Linked DNA regions of Homo sapiens: regions 2 and 3 are each linked to region 1. A link is an interaction called in ENCODE POLR2A ChIA-PET data of the cell type or tissue named here. Cell type or tissue: CD4-positive, alpha-beta T cell. All regions are shown on one strand.

Region 1 (5,000 bases):
AGCGAGGTGAAACCCCATCTCTACTAAAAATACAAAAATTAGTTGGGCATGGTGGCATGCACCTGTAATCCCAGTTACTCATGAGGCTGAGACATGAGAATCGCTTGAACCCAGGAGGTGGAGGTTGCAGTGAGCTGAGACTGTGCCATTGCATTCCAGCCTGAGCGACAGAGCGAGACACTGTCTCAAAAAAAAAAGGTGATTTTATTATTTTTTAATTTGAAAATATTTATTAAAATTTAAAATATATATAAGCTTTAAAATATATATAAACTTTAATTCGATGCTTCAGAAATTTATCAAAGGGAAGGAATGGAAAAATACATAAAGATATACAAAGATATTCACAGCAACATTATTGGTCAGTTGAAAATTTAGGGAAAAAATTAATAAGGGGCTAGCTAAATAAGTTATATATATATATATATATATATATATATATATACTATGTATATATGTAAAATAAAAACACAATAGAAGGATTGCTCTCTCTACATTTGTATGAAAAGATATCCATGATATCTTTTCTTGAGAAAGACAGATTATGAAAAACTATGTATAATTTGGTACCATTAAAAAAATATATGTTTGTATATCTGGAAGACACTCCCTAAACTTTAACCATTGTTTCTAGTGATGGGATTATGGTGGATTATAAGGTACATTTCAGTTCCCATTTTATACATTTCTCTCGAGTCTCTATTGTTTCTAATGAGTATTTATATTATGAACAAAAAATACTTTTTCCTTTAAAAAATTAAAAAGTCACTTTATTCTCAAAGATGCAGAAACTAAATAAAATTGGTTCAGTTTTTAGGGCGCCAAGGTCAACTGACTAGAATTCAGTAGTGAAGTTTTTTAGTTTTTTGGTGAGTTGGAAGTATTTACCAAATGTGACCTTTTCAAAAAGCTTGCATAGGATTCATTCAGCAGTATTTTCCAGTCTGAACAACAGGAAATTTTATAATATTTTAATTAAGATTTTTTCCCATGAGCTTCAAGGAAGCCTTATCTAGGTCCTTATTTCACAGATGTATTAACTATGCACAGGCAAAGTAGCCCAAATTAATCATTTCTAAGGTTTGTGAAGATTAAGTATCATAAAACCTTTCATTTAAGTGCGTCAGAGAGTAAACTCAAGCATTGTCATGGAGGATGTGTGAAAAAAGAAAAATGATTACCAATGTCTTATATTTCACATTTAGATCATATTATGTGGTATATTTTCTAAACATTTCACACCGTTTAAGAAAACAAATAGGTCCTAAATATAACACAGGCAAAGAGAAAAGTTTTCAATTCCTAATACTTTGTTGACATAAGTAAAAAATATTGGCATAGTTAAAATTTTCACATGAATTGTGTAAGTGGTAATGAATAGAGTCATCTGAATACTTTAAGTAAAATGCTGGTCAGACAGTAGAATGTTGAAGAATCAGTCTTTTTATTTTACCCACCTTCTAGATTGCACGTAAACAGTCTTTGGAATTTGACCAGGATAGTCAGTTTACAATGACTCTTGGTGGGCAACTACATATTCAAAAGACCTTATTGGGGTTCAGGCTTTAGCAGTACATAACAATAAATCTCTACAAAAAGGTAGGAGAGATTCTGTTTAGTTTTGCAAGGATACTGAGTCATATGCAAGTATAAAATACCAGATAAAGGAAAAGTAAATGTTCCTTTTCTATGGTAAAACAGCCCTAATCCAGAAAAATGTCCTTTAAAGAACAAAATAAAATGACTCCTTACGATAAACTTTGGCAGAGAAAACTAACCCAAGATACAAATTATAGGATATATATAGCTTAAAGATTTTGATTTTGATGTCAGAATATGTGACTCATCAAGCAATCATGACATAGCTTTTGATAACCTACGCAAACTGTGGCAAAGTTCTTACCTTAATTTTTTGTTGGTAAAGATCATCCAGCTTTTGAACTTCTTCTTTCAGAGTTCTCACACTTCTCTTGCTTTCTGTTATCATTGCATTCAACTGGGGAAATAAAACTTTGGTTGAGAAATCATAACTATACATCAAAGATATTTTAACAAGTTATAGAGTTTTTATATTATCAATCAACTAACTGAACAATGTTATTTCTTCTAGTCCTTTTGGACTCTCACTTATCATTTGTCCAAAAACTTTATTATTCTCCAAAGAGAAATTAATTTCAAAGAAACCTCAAAGTTAACGATGTTAATATCTGTTTTTCCACTAGTTGTTGTGGGAGTGCTTTTTAAGCTCTCATATATATTATATATTATTAATATTGTTATATCAATTTATTCATATATAAATAATTTTTGCCTCTGGATTTGAAATCTAGCTTTATTTAGACTATATCTACTACAGCTATTTAGCTTTTCATTTGTATGTTCATTTTCTAAAATGTTAAAAAAGAATTGTTTGTATTAATTTTATTGGATGTTTGCTATTATAGTCATGCATTCCTTCAAAAAGTAATAAGGTAACCACATTTAATCTTGTTAAAGCTTGAACTTTAAGATCAGTTGAAACCAAAACTGAAAGAAAAAAGTGTTTTTCAAGTTCATTTCCTGTTGGCAAGTGCTGATACCAGTTGATGTCAGCAATTAATAGAGAATGTTCTTCAGCTATACCAAGAGGAAACTGTTTCCTGCAGGAAACACAAAAGAGTAAAATGTATAAATAGCTGACTTTTTTTTAAAGGATAATTCTACACACATATGAAATTAAAAAAAAATTTAGGGGTTCAAATTTAGTGAAGCTATTATTATTTGCTACAAAACACAGGGTAGTGACATATACAACTAGCATACGCCCAGAACTCAAAACCAGATCTAACACCAAGAACTTTTTCTAAAGGTATGTTATATCTGCAGTAACTAACAAGTTAAACGAGTTGTTTTAAATTCACTTGTAATAACAACAACAGATACTCAAGTAACCAGAACTTCCACTGATTCTCATGGTTGGTCAAAAGCATGTTTACTCATCTCTGAGCAGCTTCTACTTTCCATGTCAGCATTACTAAAGCTGCATTAATTACTTAAACATTTTTTTCTGAGTCCCAAAGTACACATTTCCATTGTGTACATACACACACACACACACACACACACACACACACACACACACACACACACACACACATACATATAGCCCGCCCGACTCCAATTGCCTACTGGACATTCTCCACTTTGATGCCCCAGAGACCTGAAACTCAGCATATCCCAACCTACAATTCTCTCTTCTATATACTTCTCTTTTATATTCTTTATCAAGGTAAAGAACATCACCACATACCCATCTGCCAAAGATAAGACACCTGGGCATTCTTGATTTCTTTCTTGACCTTCACATACAAATGGACAACCAAACTGTTGTTTCCATCTTTAAATCTCCTTTCTCCGTCTTCACTGTAATAGCCTTGCTTTGGGTCCCTACCATTTACTATTCACTGTATAGGATATTGATAGGTCTCTTAATTGCATGGTCTCGTCTCATGCACCTCTCATCTATTCTTCAAAAGGCCAACAGTGTGAAATTACTAAAATAACAATAATTATTGTTATTTCCTTACTTATAAATCTTCATTGATCTCTACTGCCTAAAGAATACAAAAAAATTCAACCAGTAAGGCAAGCCCCTTCATAATTAGGTTCTTGTCTCTCCAGGCTTCTCCCTTATCTCACTTACACTCATGGTAATTTACTAATATGCTGTGCTCTTTGTTTTTTCTTTTTGGAGAAAGGGTCTCACTTTGTCACCTAGGCTGGAGTGCAGTGGCACAATCTCAGCTCACTGCAGCCTCCACCTCCAGGGCTCAAGCAATCTCCCACCTCAGCCTCCAGAGTAGCTGGGACTACAGGTGCATGCCACTACATCCAGCTAATTTTTATATTTTTGGTAGTGGCTGGGTTTTGCCATGTTGCCTGGCTGGTCCTGAACTCCTGAGCTCAAGCCATCCACCCGCCTTGGCCTCCCAAAGTGCTAGGATTACAGGCGTGAGCCACTATGCCCGGTCCATGCTGTACTCCTTGGTCTCTGGTCCTCAAGGTGTATGTGTGTGTGCATGCATGTGGATGAACATGAGCATCCTTCTGTGTATCCATTGGCCAACACCTACTTGTTATTCACAACTCAGCCCAGCTATCACTTCTCTCAGAAGGAGCCTGTACTTAAGTGTATTATGAGAATCCACAGTGCGCTGTATTCACATTACAAAAAGCTATGATAGAAGAAATTGTTTTCATGCCCATCTTCCCACTTAAAATGAAGTTCACAAAGGCAGATGCTGCACTGTACTAGTATCACCATCTATTACAGTACTAGGCACATAAGCACTCAAAAAATATTTGCTGCATAAATTTCAGTTTCAAATATTTAACTTTAACCTTTATTTACATTCATATTCATAAGTGTGATTAGCTTAATTTCTTCTTTTTGTAATATCTTTGTCATGTTGTGGTATGAGGCCTACATTAGCCTTATAAATGAATTAGGTCTCTTTATGCTCTATGATAATTTACATGTCACAGAAATCATCCAGTCTTCAGTATTTGAAAACAGTGACCTATGAAATTATCCGTTATTGGAGTCTTTTGAAGAGCAAATTCTCTTTTTCACTTTGGTTTCTGGTTACTTACATATTTTGACTTTTTTGGGATTTCTATTGTTCAGGTTACAATCCATTTCATCAAAAAATTTTAAACATAAATTTCTGTTTATACTATATTACTTCATAATTCAAATAAATTTCCACCATCTCTATAAACTATTTCTCATTTTATATTTTCCTGCTTTTTCTTAAATGGTTTTGGCAATTATTTTAAAATACTTTTCAGGTTAAATGTTTTGTTACTCTAATTTATTAATTTCTTTATAAACTTTATTATTTCCAGTTGCATTTTACCCCATCCCATCTTAACTTAAACTACTTGTCCAATAGGAAAAACAATTTTAGTTGTTAGTCTCTGTATGACATTACTGATCTCTCCCTTCTTGAAAAGTTTTC
Region 2 (5,000 bases), 79 kb before region 1:
AGACAATAAATTTAAGAGAAAACAGAAGAAACAGAAACAGAAAGAATGGGATAAACAAAAACATTTTAATTGGTATAAAAAGTCCTATCCTCATATATAAATAATCAAAATAAAGACAACATTGACCAGGTAGGACACTGTAATACCAGAGATACAAAACAACAAAAGCACCCAAAAAAGTATCCCCTCACAATACCCTCCCAACATCTACAATCACATCCCCACACAACATACACAAACTGTCGACACAAAATAACACACAGAAAATGCCTCCCCACACAAGTTTGCATTTATACAAAACACCTCACACAATACACAAACACACAACTACTTTCAACAGAAACACACACCACAATGCTACAAAGCATACACACTGATGATTTAAAAAAAAAATCTTAAAACAAGTCAGAGAAAAACAGACTATATGTTTTGAGATACAAAGATAAGACTGACAACAGATTTCTCCTTATAAACGATGCAAGCTGGTAGAAAATTGAGTGACATATTTAACATACAGGTTTGAGTGCCCCTTATCCAAAATGCTTCGGACCAAAAGTATTTCAGATTTCTGATTTCTTTTCCAATTTTGGAATAGATGCATTATACTTACCACCTGAGCATCCCAAGTCTGAAAATGCAACATCTGAAATGTTCCAGCAGCATTTCCTTAAGTGTCACATTGGTGCTCAAAAAATTTTGGATTCTGGAGCATTTCAGATTTTGTATTTTTGAATTTGAGATGCTCAACTTGTACTTAAATTTTTTGAAAGTCAAGCTCAAACAGATGCTCAGCAAAACTATCTTTGGGGTTTGGGGGGAAGAGAGAGAGCCTATCAGACATACAAAATCTGAAAAAAATTCACCAAGAACAGACTCAAGTTATAAAAGAATGTTTAGAAAGAGCTTCAGAAAGGAAAACAATACTGGACAGATTTACACAAAGGAATGAATACAAGCTCTAGTAAATATGGTAAATATGTGGGTAAACATAAACTGGTTCAGGGACTCAGATTTTGCATGCAAATGTTCATAGCAGCATTATCAAAAGACAAAAGGTAGAAACAACTTGTGTCCATTAATCTATGAACTGATAGACAAAACGCAGTATGGTTGTACAGTGGAGAATTACTCAACCATAAAAAGGAATTAAATTCTGATACATGCTACAACATGGATGATCCTCGAAAATTATGCTAAGTGAAATAAGTCACACATGACAAATACTGTATAATGACAAATACTGTATAATTCCACTTAAATAAGGTACCTTGATTAGGTAAATTCATTGAAACAGAAAGTACAATAATGGTTACCAGGGGCTAAGAGTGGGAGCAACAGGGAGTTACTGTCTAATGGGTAAAGCTTCAATTTGGGGGTACAGGGTAAAAAAACTTTAGGAATACATAGTAATAATAGTTGTAAAAGACTGTGACTGTAATTAATGTCATGGAATTATATACTTTAAAATGGTTATAACTGCAAATTTTATGTTATTTATATCTTACCACAATTTTTTAAAAGAGAACTGCTTTAAAAAGGGACAGAATAGGCCAGGTGCGGTGGCTCACGCCTGTAATCCCAGCACTTTGGGAGGCCGAGGTGGGCGGATCACGAGGTCAGGAGATCAAGACCATCCTGGCTAACACGGAGAAACCCCATCTCTACTAAAAATACAAAAAATTAGCCGGGCGTGGTGGCGGGCGCCTGTAGTCCCAGCTACTCGGGAGGCTGAGGCCGGAGAATGGCGTGAACCCGGGAGGCAGAGTTTGCAGTGAGCCGAGATAGCACCACTGCAGTCCGGCCTGGGCAAAAGAACGAGACTCGTCTCAAAAAAAAAAAAAAAAGAAAAAAATAAGGGACAGAACAGAACAGTGTGCTGTTGGAAAACAGGGCAGACGTGTATAGTTTAGCAAGAAATGTCAGGAAGTTGAGAAGAAGCCTTTTTACATTAAGGAGAGAGGCAAATGAATATTTAAAGCTAAATAACAATACTGTACTTTGACATTTATGCCAAAGTAAAATGTACAAAAACAAAAGTACAAAGACCAAGATAGCATAAACGGAAGTATACTGTTGTGATGTATTTATATGCGAAGTGGTTTAGTATTACTTAATACAGACTGTGATAAATTAAAGATTTATACTATGAATCCTAGAGTTTCCAGTAAAGTAACAGCTATAGTTAATAAGCCAAAAAGGAAATAAAATGGAATCACACACACACACACACACACACACACACACACTGAATCTGCAATAAGGCAGGAAAAAAAAGAAAATGGGAACAAAAAATAGGCAGGAAAAATAAAAAATTAACAAAGATGGTAAACTTAAATCTAAACATATCAATAATCCAATTAAAAGCAACTGATCTAAACACTCCAATTAAAAGGCAGAGATTGTTAAATATTAAGACACAAATATCTATAGCGTAAAAGAAACCCTCTTTAAATATAAAGAGACAATAGGTTAAGAGGTTGGAAAAACATTTACCATTTTAACACTAATGAAAAGAAAGCTAGAATGAATATATTAACACCAGAGAAAGTCAATAAAAGATACCAGGAAATGAACAAAGAACAATTAAAACAAATAAATGGGTAAACAGATGATCACTCTTTGTATTATTACATTTAATTACATTATGGATGTAATAATATCCAGTATTATTTTCCTTTCTGGATAACGTAATAATATCCAGTATTGTTTTCCTTTCTGAAGATCTTTCTAAACATTCTTTTATAACTTGAGTCTGTTCTTGGTGAATTTTCTTCAGATTTTGTATGTCTGACAGGATCTCTCTCTTCCCCGCAAACTCCAAAGATAGTCTTGCTGAGCATCTAGTTTGAGCTTGACTTTCAAAAAATTTAAGTACAAGTTGAGCATCTCAAATTCAAAAATACAAAATCTGAAATGCTCATTATACATTTAATTACATTAAATGTAATAATACAAAGACGCTAAATGAAATTGTAAGTGTGGTTATAAAACATGAACCAACTATATGTTGTCTATAAGAAACCCATTTCATATATAATAATAAAGGTACATTAAAAGAAAATGGATGAAAAAAGATATAGCATGAAAACACAAATGAAAAGAAGCTGGGATGGCTACACTAACAGAAAAAGTACACTTCAAAGCAAAGAAAATAACCAGTGACAAAGAGCAACACTACATAATGAATAAAAGGGTTGGTCAACCAAGAAGGCACAGAAGGCATAACAATCCTTGGAGACTTCAATACCCCCTAGTTACTACCACACAGAAAATCCAGCAAGGATATAAAGAAATGAATAATATCATCAACCAGTAGAATCTAACTGACATTTTCAGAACACTTCTCCCAACAAGAGCAAAATACACCTTCTTTTCAAAGACACATAGAAAATTCATCTAGATAGATAACATCCTGGATCATAAAACGCAACAAATGTAAAACAGCTGAAATCACTTAAGAGTACATTCTCTAGCTATCACGAAATTACACTTGAAATCAATAGAAAGACAATAGGAAAATATGTTGGAACACTTATAAATTCACACACTTTTAAAACAATCCACAGGTTAAATACCAAGTTGCAAAGGAAAAAAGTAGACTAAACTGAATGAAACAGAAAATACAGTGTAACAAAACTTGTGAGATGCTGCAACTTATTTCCTAGAATTATGATTAACCAAAGTCTATGAGCTAATGTTTATTAAGAAAAAAAAAAGTAAATGAGTTCTAAGTATTCAGTTACTATGGCAATACTTCTAGGAAATAAGTTGAAAATACTCTCTGATATTTTCCTTAAAATATTTCTGGGAAAATATACAAAAGTTTAGAGAAAGGAGAAGCTCACTGATAAAACACAACATACATACATCAGGTCATGCAAAACTAAAGAATTCTCTCCACTAGTTAGAAATGCACAAAATCATAAATCCCTTTTTCAACTTAAATGACCCATGCAAACCAAATCTAGGCAACAACTCTATCACAGCAAGTAAGGCTGAGAATATTTATTTCAAGACAGTCTCAGACTTGTGTTAATGAGTCTAGAAAAATTCCTATATCCACTCAAGGACTATATAAATATCCCTTCATGAATATAAATAAAAGTAGAAAACTACAAGTTCAAGGAACAGTTTTACACCACAGCAGTCCTCTGGAGAATTAGGAAATTAATCTCCTTCAGGAATAAATTTACATCAAAGTCCAAAAATATTTCAGAAAATATCTTAATTCATAATCTTCATACAATGAAAGGACACTTAATCTTTGGGAAATTTTGATGGAAACAAAACATAAGAGGTGTCTCAAGTAAGAAAAAGTATCAGGGGGCCGGGCGCGGTGGCTCACGCCCATAATCCCAGCACTTTGGGAGGCTGAGGTGGGTGTATCACCTGAGGTCAGGAGTTCAAGACTAGCCTGGCCAACATAGTGAAACCTCACCTCTACTAAAAGTACAAAATTTTTCAGGAGTGGTGGTGTGCATCTATAATCCCAGCTACTTGGGTGGCTGAGGCAGGACTGCTTGAACCTGGGAGGCAGGGTTGCAGTGAGCTGAAATCACGCCACTGCACTCCAGCCTGGGGCTGAGAGGTGGGACTCTGTCTCAAAAAAGAAAAAGGAAAAAAAAAAAAAAAGAAGAAGAAAGAAAAGAAAAAGTTATCAGCGAAGAGGATCAAATTAGTAAAAGAAACTATCTAAATGATTGCCAGGAAGCCAGGGTAGAGTAACTACGTATGTATATGTCTCACTATCTTGAATCTAACAAAGGAGGAAAAAAAAAACACCAAACTTAAGAAAACTCCACCTCTAACAAAACTGGCCACCAATCTCTATCAGAGCCTCTAGAATAAATGTGCCAGACATATGGAAATGACCAAATTAAAGTAGGGTGCTTAGATGTTACAAACGTATTCCCAACATTCAAGTAAACACAAATATTAGAAAACAAAAGCTCATCTTAATTTGCTGAAAACCAACAAAGACAAACCAGCTTTTTCTTTAG
Region 3 (5,000 bases), 70 kb before region 1:
GTGGGAGGAGAACAAAGCTAAGTAGGAGCGGTTTTTGTATACTACAGAGTATGTCGTTGGTATTAATCCAGACTGGATTGTTATCAATTAAGATGCTGGTTGTAATCCCTAGAAAAACAACTAAAAATGTAGATTAACAACTATTGGCCAGATGCGGTGGCTCACTTCTGTAATCCCAGCACTTTGGGAGGCTGAGGCAGGTGGATCGCTTCAGCTCAGGAGTTGGAGACCAGCCTGGGCAACATAGTGAGACTCCACCTCTATAAAAAATTAGCCAGGTGTGGTGACATGCACCTGTGGTCCCAGCTACTTGGAAGGCTAAAGTGGGAGGATCACTTGAGCCCAAGAGGCAGAGGTTGCAGTGAGCCAAGATAGCACCACTACACTCCAGCCTGAACGACAGAGCGAGATTTGTCTCAAAAAACAAAACAAAACAAAACTATTAAAAGGATATTAGTGATTGCCAGGAGATAGAAAGTGACAACCACTTAGTACAGTGTTTCTTTTGGAGTTGTAAAAATATTCTGGAATTAGTGGTGATGGTTGCACAATTTTAACTCAAACTACTGAACAGTATGCTTTAATACTGTGAATTTTATGATACGTAAATTTTATCTCCATAAAAGATAAATTCAATGAAGATACATTTAAGACAGATACAAGCAATTAACTGTATAATATGTGAATTTTACCTCAAGATTAAAAATATTGAACCCTAGAAATTAATACGGATACTTTCAAAACTAGGAAAAAGTATACTGACATTTATAACTTGTTTTGAACTGTATTAAAAAACCAGATAAACTAATGGTGGGACAGATATATAAGGAGTAAAGCAACTATCAACGGTAAAACCTAGGTGTGAGTATATGGGTATTCCCTGTAGAATTTCAACTTTTCTGTATGTTTTTAAATGTTCATAATAAAATACTAAAGGAAAAAAAACAATGCTGAGGAAACACTCAGATCCAGGTTGTGGACCATTCTACAAGAAAACTAGCCTGAACACTACAGAAAAATTGAAATATTATGAAAAACACAAAAGCTAGGGAAACTATCATAGAATGAAGGAGATCGAACATGACAACAGGAAAAAAACTTATGAAAATCTTATGTTAAATATTGTTGCATTAATGATAAATTTCTTAGATGTAATAATGATTTTGTAGTTATTTATGAGAATCCGCTTGTCCTCAGAATACACATGCTACAGTATTTGGGAGTGAAATCTCACAAACTGACAGCAGTGTACTTTCAAATGATTCAGAAAAGCAAAGTGTGTGTGTGTAAGTGTGTAGACAGATCATAAATGTGACAAAATGTTAACAACTGATAAATCTAGGTGAAGGATATATGGGTGCTAGTTCTTTCATCTTGTCTATTGGCTTGAAACGTTTCAAAATAAAAAGGGTGGGGTGAGGGAGTAGTACCCAGGTAAATGAGAGTTACAAATAATATTTCCAAACTGAAATTCTCACATCTCCCTCTACTCTCCCCTCTATCTACTATGCTACAGTCACAATAGTCTCCTTTCTGTCCTTCAAACAAAATGAGACTGTCACAATTTCAGTCTTTGCTTTGCTGGTGCTTCTTCTACCTGAAACACACTTCTCACAGATCTTTATTTGGCTACTTTCTTCTGATCATTCAAGCCTCAACTCAAATATAATCTCAAAGAGGCCCTCTTCTCCAACCACCTTATCTAGAGGAGATGTGCATCAGCTCTATTATTCTACATTTTTTTTCTAGCAATCCATTCCTTCAACATTACTCTTACATTTTATTCATAGTAATAATAACTGAAATGCTTTTACATGTAATTTTTTGTATTTACTTCTGTTTCTCTCTCCAATACAACATAAGCTACAGGTCAAGACTGTTAGTTGTTTAGTACTTTTAGCCTGTTCTTGCCTTTCTTCTACAGCCTGTCTTCTATGACATCCATCCTTGTATCCAGAAAAAAACAAATGGAAGGAGTAAAGCAACTGAGCAGAAGCTAGAGGCTGAAGGGGTGTATCTGATATTGATAGAAATTAGAGTGGGTCAAGGAACTGATAATGGACTTAAAAGACAGTACGAGTACCTAACAGCTATAATAACAACTGATTGTTTACTGACACCAAACCCATAAAGCTAAGACTAAAACCAGCAGCAAAAAGATTTTTGCCAGAAATTACAATTTCCCTAATATTTGGTTAAGTTTAAAAGTTTGTTTTGTTCTAAGAACTAGAGAGAAATCAGAGTCAATGTCCCATGAATTCAGTTAAGATTTGCATTTCTTTCTACTCTTCCAGTTGATATAACTGATGTTTTTCTGACCATTTTGCCTAATCTACCATCTGTTCTACCTTCCCTTCCACCTAATACTTCTGTGATATGCTAAATCCTATCCTCACACTATCAAAGACAGTGGTCTTTGCCTTCTCCCTGGCTTTTTATAAATCCTTTAAATGCCACATATTTATGAAAATGGTGAAATAGAATGGTTGTGGAGAAATCTAGGCCAGGTGCAGTGGCTCACGCCTGTAATCCTAGCACTATGGGAGGCTGAGGAGGGCGGATCACCAGGTCAGGAGTTCGAGACCAGACTGGCCAACATGGTGAAACCCCATCTCTACTAAACATACAAAAAATAGCCAGGCATGGTGGTGGGTGCCTGTAGTCGCAGCTACTCGGGAGGCTGAGGCAGAAGAATCGTTTGAACCTGGGAGGCAGAGGTTGCAGTGAGCCGAGATTGCACAACTGCACTTCAGCCTGGATGACAGAGCGAGACTCTGTCTCCAAAAAAAAAAAAAAAAAAAGGCTGAGGTCAGGAATGAGAAGTAATAACTAAAATGACAGCTTCTATAGCTTATATTTATTGACTGTTTACCATATGCGAGGCTCTGTCCTAAGGATTTTACATGTACTAACTCACTTAGTTGTCATAAAACCTCATGGGATATTATCCCCATTTTATGGCTATGTAAGCTGAGGCACAGAGAAGTAAAGTAAGTTGACCAATGTCACACGATTAGTAAGTGGCAAGGCTAGAATCCAAACCAGGTTCAAATGATACAAGAGTCTGTGTTTTTCATACTACCTTGTCTCTTAAATGGCACTGTTAAGTCTTTACTAATTTGATTAAAATTCTGAGGGTGCTGAAATTTTAGAAGACCAATGTTTTAGCTATATTAACACACTGAGATTGATCCTTAAACGTGGGTGACTTTTCTTGACAAGGTAAAGAACAAAGCAGGTTATGAACAGACACCAACTATTTAGTAAGAATGACAAGAGACTCTTCCCAAGTATGTTGTTAGAAGTAGAGCAACATAGCTTAAAATATCAAAAGACTTGTGGGTCAAAGCTCTTCTTACTAGAGTTCCACTAATATCTCAAGAATCTAAATCTTTTTTATGTCTGATGGCTTTTAGCACATTTTGTTTTCCCTGTGACATCCTCATTCAGGATATTTTCTACAAGCACATTCTGATATATAACTCCACTAGATTCCACTCCTGAATGTTTTGCAAAAAGAGCTCTGAAAGTAGAGCAACAGTGAGCTCCACAGAACCACATGCAATTTTAGACATTTTGCAAATGGTATGAAGCGATTTCTAAAGCCCATTTTAAAATGATTCTACTGCTACAGAGGCTATACAGAGTTAGGAAAGGGGAAAAGCTCTCAGGTACCCAACATATCAACTCCTACATACCTCAGGAAATGCAAAATGAGCTGTTTAATGGAAAGGCACAATATTACATAGTTCTATTTCTGAGTATCAATCATAAAAATTCTATAATATAAAACCTAAATAAATATGTGAATAACAGTAAAACCTCCAATGTATCATATGCATCCAAAGGCATACCAGTTTTTTATCCTTACTAAAATACATAGCTACCCACAAAAAAAAAAAAGTAAGGTTTTCTAACCTTTCAAAGTCACCTTGCCTTGTGAATTTTGACAACCTATACACGGCCCAGTTGTTAAGCTGTTTAGAGGTCATTCCTCTTCCATTATCTATCACTGCAACAGCAGGTTTTCCTTGTGTTTCATCAAAAAGCTATGAAACAAAATAAGTTCAAAAAGACAGGAAAAGTCAAATCAATACTTAAAACATGAAAAGTTAAACATGAAAAAAATGATTCAACAGGCTCACTTATACATTACTGATGGAAGTGCAAATTAATACAATTTTCTGAAAGGCACTTCAGCAGCAGTATGTATCAAAAGCCTCAGAATTCTTCATGTCCTTTAGCCTAGAAATTCCATTTCTCACAATTCAACTTAAGGAAATATTCAGAGACATGTACCAAGGTGTGCAAGAATGTTCATCATTCCAGCATTCCTTCCAGTGGCAAAAATACAGAAAAAAAATCTAAATGTTCAACAACAGAACACAAACTACACAATTTATATTATAGCCAATAAGTCACTGCAACAACAGATTATATTGCAGAACATTCATGATATGACACATGTTAACAATGTACTGTTAAGGGAAAGTAGAAGATTACAAAAAACCAAAGGTACATATACATGTATACATATATGCATAGGAAAAAAACGTGAAAAAATTTTAACAATGGATGAAGAGATATCTGACAATTATTTCTACTTTTAGTTTTATCTCTATTTTCTCATTTTCTCCAATAAACTTTTATTACTCTTACAAAAGGAAAAGTTAAATTGCTTTACAGTATTATTTCCTTACCAATTTGATCTGTATTCTTCTAACCCCAATGTTACGAGAAGTAGCAGACAATGAATTGTCAATTAATTCCGCAAGAGCAAATGCTGCAAGAGATCAAGAAAACATTGCTTAACTTTTCCCTCCCACATACTTTATATAAAAGTTCAAAGAAGAAGAAACTATCAAGTACCTTAAAGCCAAAGAGCTAGAATTAAAGTATTATCCTGATCCTAATGATATAATACATAATAAAGGCATCATCACCAATCACCACCAGCATCAAAAAAGCAGTCATCAATCAGTACTTGTATGGCACTATAC

The links. ChIA-PET counts read pairs that join two places held together with the same protein. Peaks named below come from ENCODE experiments on the same cell type or tissue, not always from the same donor. Only the 100,000 strongest peaks of a DNase experiment are listed, where the experiment ranks them.
Region 2: POLR2A ChIA-PET joins it to region 1 with 7 read pairs; 6 of 35 experiments call an interaction of 5 or more read pairs at or near these places.
Region 3: POLR2A ChIA-PET joins it to region 1 with 5 read pairs; 10 of 35 experiments call an interaction of 5 or more read pairs at or near these places.

Annotation. Positions count from the first base shown.
Region 1 is chr18:2,603,411-2,608,410 of GRCh38, reverse strand. NDC80 (NDC80 kinetochore complex component) reads right to left here. Exons shown (of 17, transcript NM_006101.3): 14 at 1,904-1,996. Among named protein-coding and RNA genes, the nearest start is that of NDC80, 34 kb to the right of the region's middle. In CD4-positive, alpha-beta T cell, no CTCF peak of the experiment used is centred here; DNase peaks (open chromatin) are centred at 1,880 and 2,550; H3K4me3 peaks cover 761 bases; H3K27ac peaks cover 2,306 bases.
Region 2 is chr18:2,681,947-2,686,946 of GRCh38, reverse strand. The region is part of intron 5 of SMCHD1 (structural maintenance of chromosomes flexible hinge domain containing 1); the gene reads right to left. Among named protein-coding and RNA genes, the nearest start is that of SMCHD1, 29 kb to the right of the region's middle. In CD4-positive, alpha-beta T cell, no CTCF peak of the experiment used is centred here; no DNase peak of the experiment used is centred here.
Region 3 is chr18:2,673,064-2,678,063 of GRCh38, reverse strand. It overlaps SMCHD1 (structural maintenance of chromosomes flexible hinge domain containing 1), which reads right to left. Exons shown (of 48, transcript NM_015295.3): 4 at 4,701-4,783; 5 at 3,919-4,049. Among named protein-coding and RNA genes, the nearest start is that of SMCHD1, 20 kb to the right of the region's middle. In CD4-positive, alpha-beta T cell, no CTCF peak of the experiment used is centred here; no DNase peak of the experiment used is centred here.